2 separate regions of the Homo sapiens genome follow, and region 2 is linked to region 1. A link is a loop called in an ENCODE intact Hi-C map of the cell type or tissue named here. Cell type or tissue: chondrocyte. All regions are shown on one strand. Each heading gives the region's core, and the rest is flanking DNA. Links, peaks and the distances in the headings are about the cores only. Region 1 holds the start of VAMP7 (vesicle associated membrane protein 7). Region 2 holds the start of FUNDC2 (FUN14 domain containing 2).

Evidence for each region. Hi-C counts contacts between places; a loop is a spot of excess contacts. Peaks named below come from ENCODE experiments on the same cell type or tissue, not always from the same donor. Only the 100,000 strongest peaks of a DNase experiment are listed, where the experiment ranks them.
Region 2: it touches region 1 in a loop (8-fold over the local background); 3 of 110 quality-filtered maps call a loop at or near these places.

The regions. Positions count from the first base shown.
Region 1 is chrX:155,879,768-155,882,677 of GRCh38, reverse strand. It overlaps VAMP7 (vesicle associated membrane protein 7), which reads right to left and starts at 1,333. Exons shown (of 8, transcript NM_005638.6): 1 at 1,230-1,333. In chondrocyte, for the core only: no CTCF peak of the experiment used is centred there; a DNase peak (open chromatin) is centred at 1,347.
Region 2 is chrX:155,025,233-155,028,142 of GRCh38, reverse strand. It overlaps FUNDC2 (FUN14 domain containing 2), which reads right to left and starts at 1,299. Exons shown (of 5, transcript NM_023934.4): 1 at 1,072-1,299. The coding sequence starts at 1,204. RefSeq lists an enhancer at 1-621 and silencers at 799-1,118, 1,389-1,478. In chondrocyte, for the core only: no CTCF peak of the experiment used is centred there; DNase peaks (open chromatin) are centred at 902 and 1,262.

The DNA.
Region 1 (2,910 bases), core at 96-2,595:
CTAAGTAAGATAAAGCAGTTGAGCTAATAGTAATCCAATCCCCCACTCTTCTCTCTGGGTCTTAGAAGGAATAAACCAACTACAGATAAACCATGAATTCTGATGCAATAACCTTGGAGGAGATAGAAGAATGAAGAATAAACACTGCTTAGACAGGGGAAAAGAAGAGGTGTTTACGAAAAGTCATGTTACAGATCAAGATTATTCCTGTTGGTATTACAACTATTCTTTCTGGACGATGCCCTGACCTCTGACTTTCTTAGGATAGGATCCCATCCTTTCAAGTCAACCACCTGTTTTATTTTGCATTAACCAATATATAACATAATCCTGATTATTCCTGTTTTCCCCTCTAGACACAAACATGTAAGTTCCTGAGAGTAGCAACCTCCTAAGTCTTGTTTACAGCTGTATCCCCTGCACTTAAAAGAGTGTCAAGCATATACCAGCCGTTCAATAAATATTTGTTAAATGTATGAATGGATCTGCTCTCAGCCACAGGTATTCAAAGGGAATTAATATCCTAAACATGACTGTATCCTCTGGGATCAAGGGAGGGATAATGGAGATACAGGTAGTTGAAAGCAATTAATGAGGCCAAATGAAGACAGTTGGTTGGTTGTGAGAGTTATGGGAGACGGAGATGTAAAGCATTTACCAAAGTACGCAGTCAGAATTTGATAAACATTGGCCATTAATAAAAACACCAAACAGGTCTGAAGCTGAGGAAACGGGTCTAGGCAGAAATACAGTCCCTGAACAGAGGAAGAAGGGGACTGTCAATACTGAGCAGTGGAGGAAGGGCGAATAAGGGGCTAGGAACCCACGAAGGAGCATAAACAGCCAGAAGTAGAAGGTGAAGCAGAAAGTGACGTCATCGAACAAGGACGTAGAGAGTTTTTAGAAGACTCTGGCGATCTCAAGAGATTTAAATGCTACAGAAAGGTCTTGTAGAATACAAACTGAGAGAAAGTTAACATTTTTTCCCTCCTGTAATGACAGCTTAAGTGACGCATTCTGACACTCTTTAACTCGAGGCCTTTCCAGTGGCATAAGACGCACCTCGCCAAAACTGGTCCTGCCCGACAACTGGAACTGTCGACACCAGAGAAGCCCAAGTCACCCCTGCACTGCCTCCTCGCTCCACCCCAGCACCTTTCCATCGACACCTCCGCCCTCCCTCCGCAGTTCTCTCCCCGCCTCCCGCAGGCGCACCCCACTCCATTTACCTGTCCGGGCACCCTCTGAGGGCGCGCGGGCTCGGGACGGAGGGACGCGGGTCAGTGCAGGGTCGCCAACTGCCCGCTCCCAGAGGAGGCTGGGACCGGACGCCGCTGACTTCCGCATGAAGCGCCCCGTCTACGCGTGGCCTCTTGGGAGTGGGAGCGCTCCTCCAATGGCAGCAGGCGACACGGCTAGGCCTGCTGCGTTCCCAGCCCCCCGCACTTCCCAGGAGCCGTACTGCATTCTGGGAGTAGTAGTTCCGGTTGGAGTATCACTGAGTGTTTCACGTTCGTTCGACAGCTCTTGTGGTAAACAGCGTCAAATGCCGTATAGGGATCCAGGAAAATGAGAGGATGCAGGCTAGATAAAGAATCTACCAGCAATGAGTAGGCGGCATAAATGAAGAGCCAAGCTTGCCCCGTCTCTCCTGCTTAGTCTCAGTAGGCAGCGTCGCCCGTTTCCTCACAGACAAAATAGAATTCATCTGACAGGAACTGCCTCTACTTTCGCCATGAAATTTTCTAATTTTCTTGTACCCCTCACCAATCCTTTCTCCTATTCTTTTTGCAATAATAATAATAATAAACGACTACTCTCCTTTGATCTAAGCCAGCCCTCTTCCATCTCTATTCCCTGTTGCCGACTCAGAGTCAAGCTCCTCTGATGAACCCTTCCGTTGCATGACTCCTCAACGGCTCTCTGCTAACTCGCTCTTTACTATCAGGACTTAAAGGCTGTCAAAATTTCTCTCATCTAAAACATTCCAAAGTCACCTTTCTTAACCCCATACCCCAAGCCCCCTCATCAAACACAGACCAAACACAGATAAGCTAGTGGTCTTTCTCTCACCTCTCCTTTACAGACAGAATTCTCAACAGTGTTGCTAAAACAAATAGATACTTTTAAGCCATTACCGTATTTCAACTCTGCAGGACTTTAGTTTCATTATTCCTTTTTTTTTTTTTTTTTTTTTTGAGATGGAATCTCACTCTGTTGCCCAGGCTGGAGTGCAGTGCCGCGATCTCGGCTCACTGCCAGCTCCGTCTCCCGGGTTCAAGCGATTCTCCTGCCTCAGTCTCCCAAGCAGTTGGGACTACAGGCGTGCGCCACCACAGGCAGCTAATTTTTTATATTTTTAGTAGAGACGGGGTTTCACCATATTGGCCAGGCTGGTCTCGAACTCCTGACCTCATAATCGACCCGCCTCAGTCTTCCAAAGTATTGGGATTACAGGCATGAGCCACCACACACGGCCCTTATTCCCTCCTTTTTGAACCCCTTTATTCTGTTAGCTCTTTCCAAGAACTACACCCTGCTGGTTCTCCTCCCACCTCTGTGGCAGCTCTTCATTTTCTTTAGAAATGTTCACATTCCATAGGGTTCTGCCCTATGCCATCTTCTCTTCTTACTCTTCACACTCTTCCTGGTGATCTTAATCATTCCCCTTGCTTTATCTCCCCTTTGCAAAGGTTCGCATTTGGTATTAATATCAACTTAATTATATTGTATTCAATATCTATTCTTTAAGAGGCAGCATAGTATCCTAGAAAAAGAATGAGTTTTAGAGTCAGAGAGATCTGAGTTACTAAGCTGTGTGAACTCTAAATATCGCCTCTCTTTAGAGCTTTCAGGACTCTAGCAAAGCCCCCTCTTACTCCATATTCTCTCCTAAAGTAATCTTATTTA
Region 2 (2,910 bases), core at 244-2,743, 850 kb after region 1:
CCTAGGTGCAAATACCTGATCAACCTATAAGAGCAGTCTGCTCTTATAAAAGTCTATAAGAGCAGTCTGCTCTTATAAAAGTCTATAAGAGCAGTCTGCTCTGCAGGAAAATACATAATTATCACATTGCACATTCCACCTTCCCAGAGTCATCTAAAATTTAGCGGCGTGCTGGTGAAATGCTTAACAGTCGGCTTTAGGCAAGGGCTGATTTGTAGTGTAGCCAATTTCCATTGCGTATTCATTCATCGTGAGCATGACATTACTGAATTGTGAAACTACTGAACCCAGAGATGGGAAGAGACGCACAGTAGAGCACCATAGTATAGTATCTCCTCCACAAAGATACAATAGATGTATAAATAACCTCAAAAGTAAAGTAACAATAAAACATGGTAAATAATAAAAGTGATGAGTTTTTAGTATTTTCACTGCCTTTGTTTTTAACATAATTTACGTAATTTTACGTTTATATGATTGAGTTTTCAATGATGGCTCTGTTTAGCAATGGGATCCCGTGAGTCAGTACTAAATTAAATACAACCTAAACATTCAAAATAGGGTAAGACGCATAACTTAAAGACGTGCTCCACTGCGAATTACACGGAATCTTTGACTATGCCGACTAAACAGAAGGCTATTCCTAAGTACCATCCCATATGTGCTAGTTTTTCAAAACCAACAATAAAGCAGTTGGGGAGGTGCCTTGTACACAGAATGACGCCACGAGGCATTTGAGATGAACGTCCAAAGGGACAAAGAAGCCAGACCGCTTCCGAGAACGGGGACAGAATGTCTTCGGGCTTCTGCGCCGGGGGCGGCGCCGGAAGGCTGGGTGAGCTCCACTGGAGACGACACCCCAGGGTGGTTAGGCCCCAGACACGCGCGTGACCTTGGCCGGACCCTGGGAGCGGCTGAGCCAGGGGCGATCCCCGAGCGCCCTCCCCGTCCCCGCGCCGCTTGGACTCCCCGGGGAGCTCGGTCGCGACTGGCGGGCGCGGAGCCCTTCCCCTTCCGGAGCCCAGGAAGGCGGCTCCCCGCGGCGCCGGCCGCGCGCGCGCCCGCCCTTACCTTGACTGGACGCGGCCATTTCGGTGAGCTTGTCTCGCGAGGACACACGTAGAGGATCTGCGCGGTAGGCCGCGGAGTGGCGCGCAGTTGTCGCCACCACTTGGCTTCCGGCACGTGGGGCAGATGTTTCCATTCCCACGGCGGCAGCGGAAGAGGGAGGGCCGGGCGCGCCGCGGCTGCTTGCAGTCTCCGCAAGCGGCTACATCACAGAGCTCAGCGTGCGGTGTCACAGGCCCCGCGGTCCCGCCCAACAGATGCACCGAGATGCGCGTGCGCAGAAAGCGTCCCGGGGGTGAGGCTCCCTCCCTCGCTCTCCCTCTACTCCCGCCCCACTCTCCCCCACTTTCCCCCCTCCACCCACCGCGGCCGTCGGGGCTCGCTCGCTCAGTACCTGGAGGCGAGTTCCTGACGCGACTGCGACTCAATCCTCGCCTGGTGAAGAATATTTTACCTATGACTCACTGAAAATAAAGACGGCTGAGTGACCGTGTTTGTTCATGTAAACATTGAACAAATATTTATCGGCTTCTGCGATGTGTCCTACTCTTTTAGTGGAGGAAGACACATTTTATTTATGTATTTAATTTTTCTTTTGAATTTTACATGCGAGTTATACTTAATAAAACTCACTTCAAAATATACCTTCAACAGAAAATCCAGCAACAGTTTCTATTATGTTAGTTAAAACAGCCAGTCTTTTCCTTTACTTTTAAAAATTATTCATAAATGTAATTAGTGAATGATAATAAACATTGACATCTGATCCACTGCTTTAGGAGTGACACAAATGAAGTTAACTCAGGCTATTTTCTTTATAATCATTGTGCTATTGTTTTCTTTTTCTTTTCAATTATACTGCTTAATATAGGATTTTGTGGCACCATAGGAGTTGAGTAAAAATAAAAGGAATAAAAATATACCTTATCTGGCCGGGCGCGGTGGCTCACGCCTGTAATTTCAGCAGTTTCGGAGGCCGAGGCGGGCGGATCACGCGGTCAGGAGATCGAGGCCATCCTGGCTAACATGGTGAAACCCCGTCTCTACTAAAAATACAAAAAATTAGCCGGGCATGGTGGCGGCCGCCTGTAGTCCCAGCTACTCGGGAGGCTGAGGCAGGAGAATGGCGTGAACCCGGGAGGCGGAGCTTGCAGTGAGCCGAGATCGCGACACTGCACTCCAGCCTGGGCGACAGAGTGAGACTGCGTCTCCAAAAAAAAAAGAAAAAATACGTTATCTATGAAGATTTCCAATTTGATTTCTATTTATCACAAATGGCCACAGTACTCCTTTGTACTTTACCACATACCATATTGTATTCAGTAATTATTTGTGAATATGTAATTGATAATATTGTAGGTTTTAGAGAATCCTTGAAAACATGAAAATTTGGTAATGGGGTCTATTTTGATTATTTATTTATTTATTTATTTATTTTATTTTTGAGACAGAGTCTCGCTCTTGTTGCCCAGGCTGGAGTGCAGTGGCGCGATCTCGGCTCACTGCAAGCTCCACCTCCCGGGTTCAAGCGATTCTCCTGCCTCAGCCTCCCAAGTAGCTGGGACTACAGGCACGTGCCACCATGCCCGGCTAATTTTTTGTATTTTTAGTAGAGGAGGAGTTTCATCTTGTTAGCTAGGATGGTCTAGATCTCCTGACCTCGTGATCTGCCCGCCTCAGCCTCCCAAAGTGCTGGGATTACAGGTGTGAGCCACCGTGCCCGGCCATATTTTGATTTAAAATTTAGCAATAATAGATAAAATTTTCAATCAACTAAGCCCTTGGGCCAGGGAATGCTATTCCTTAAAAAGTGCTTCTATCAATATAGCCTCTGACTCATTA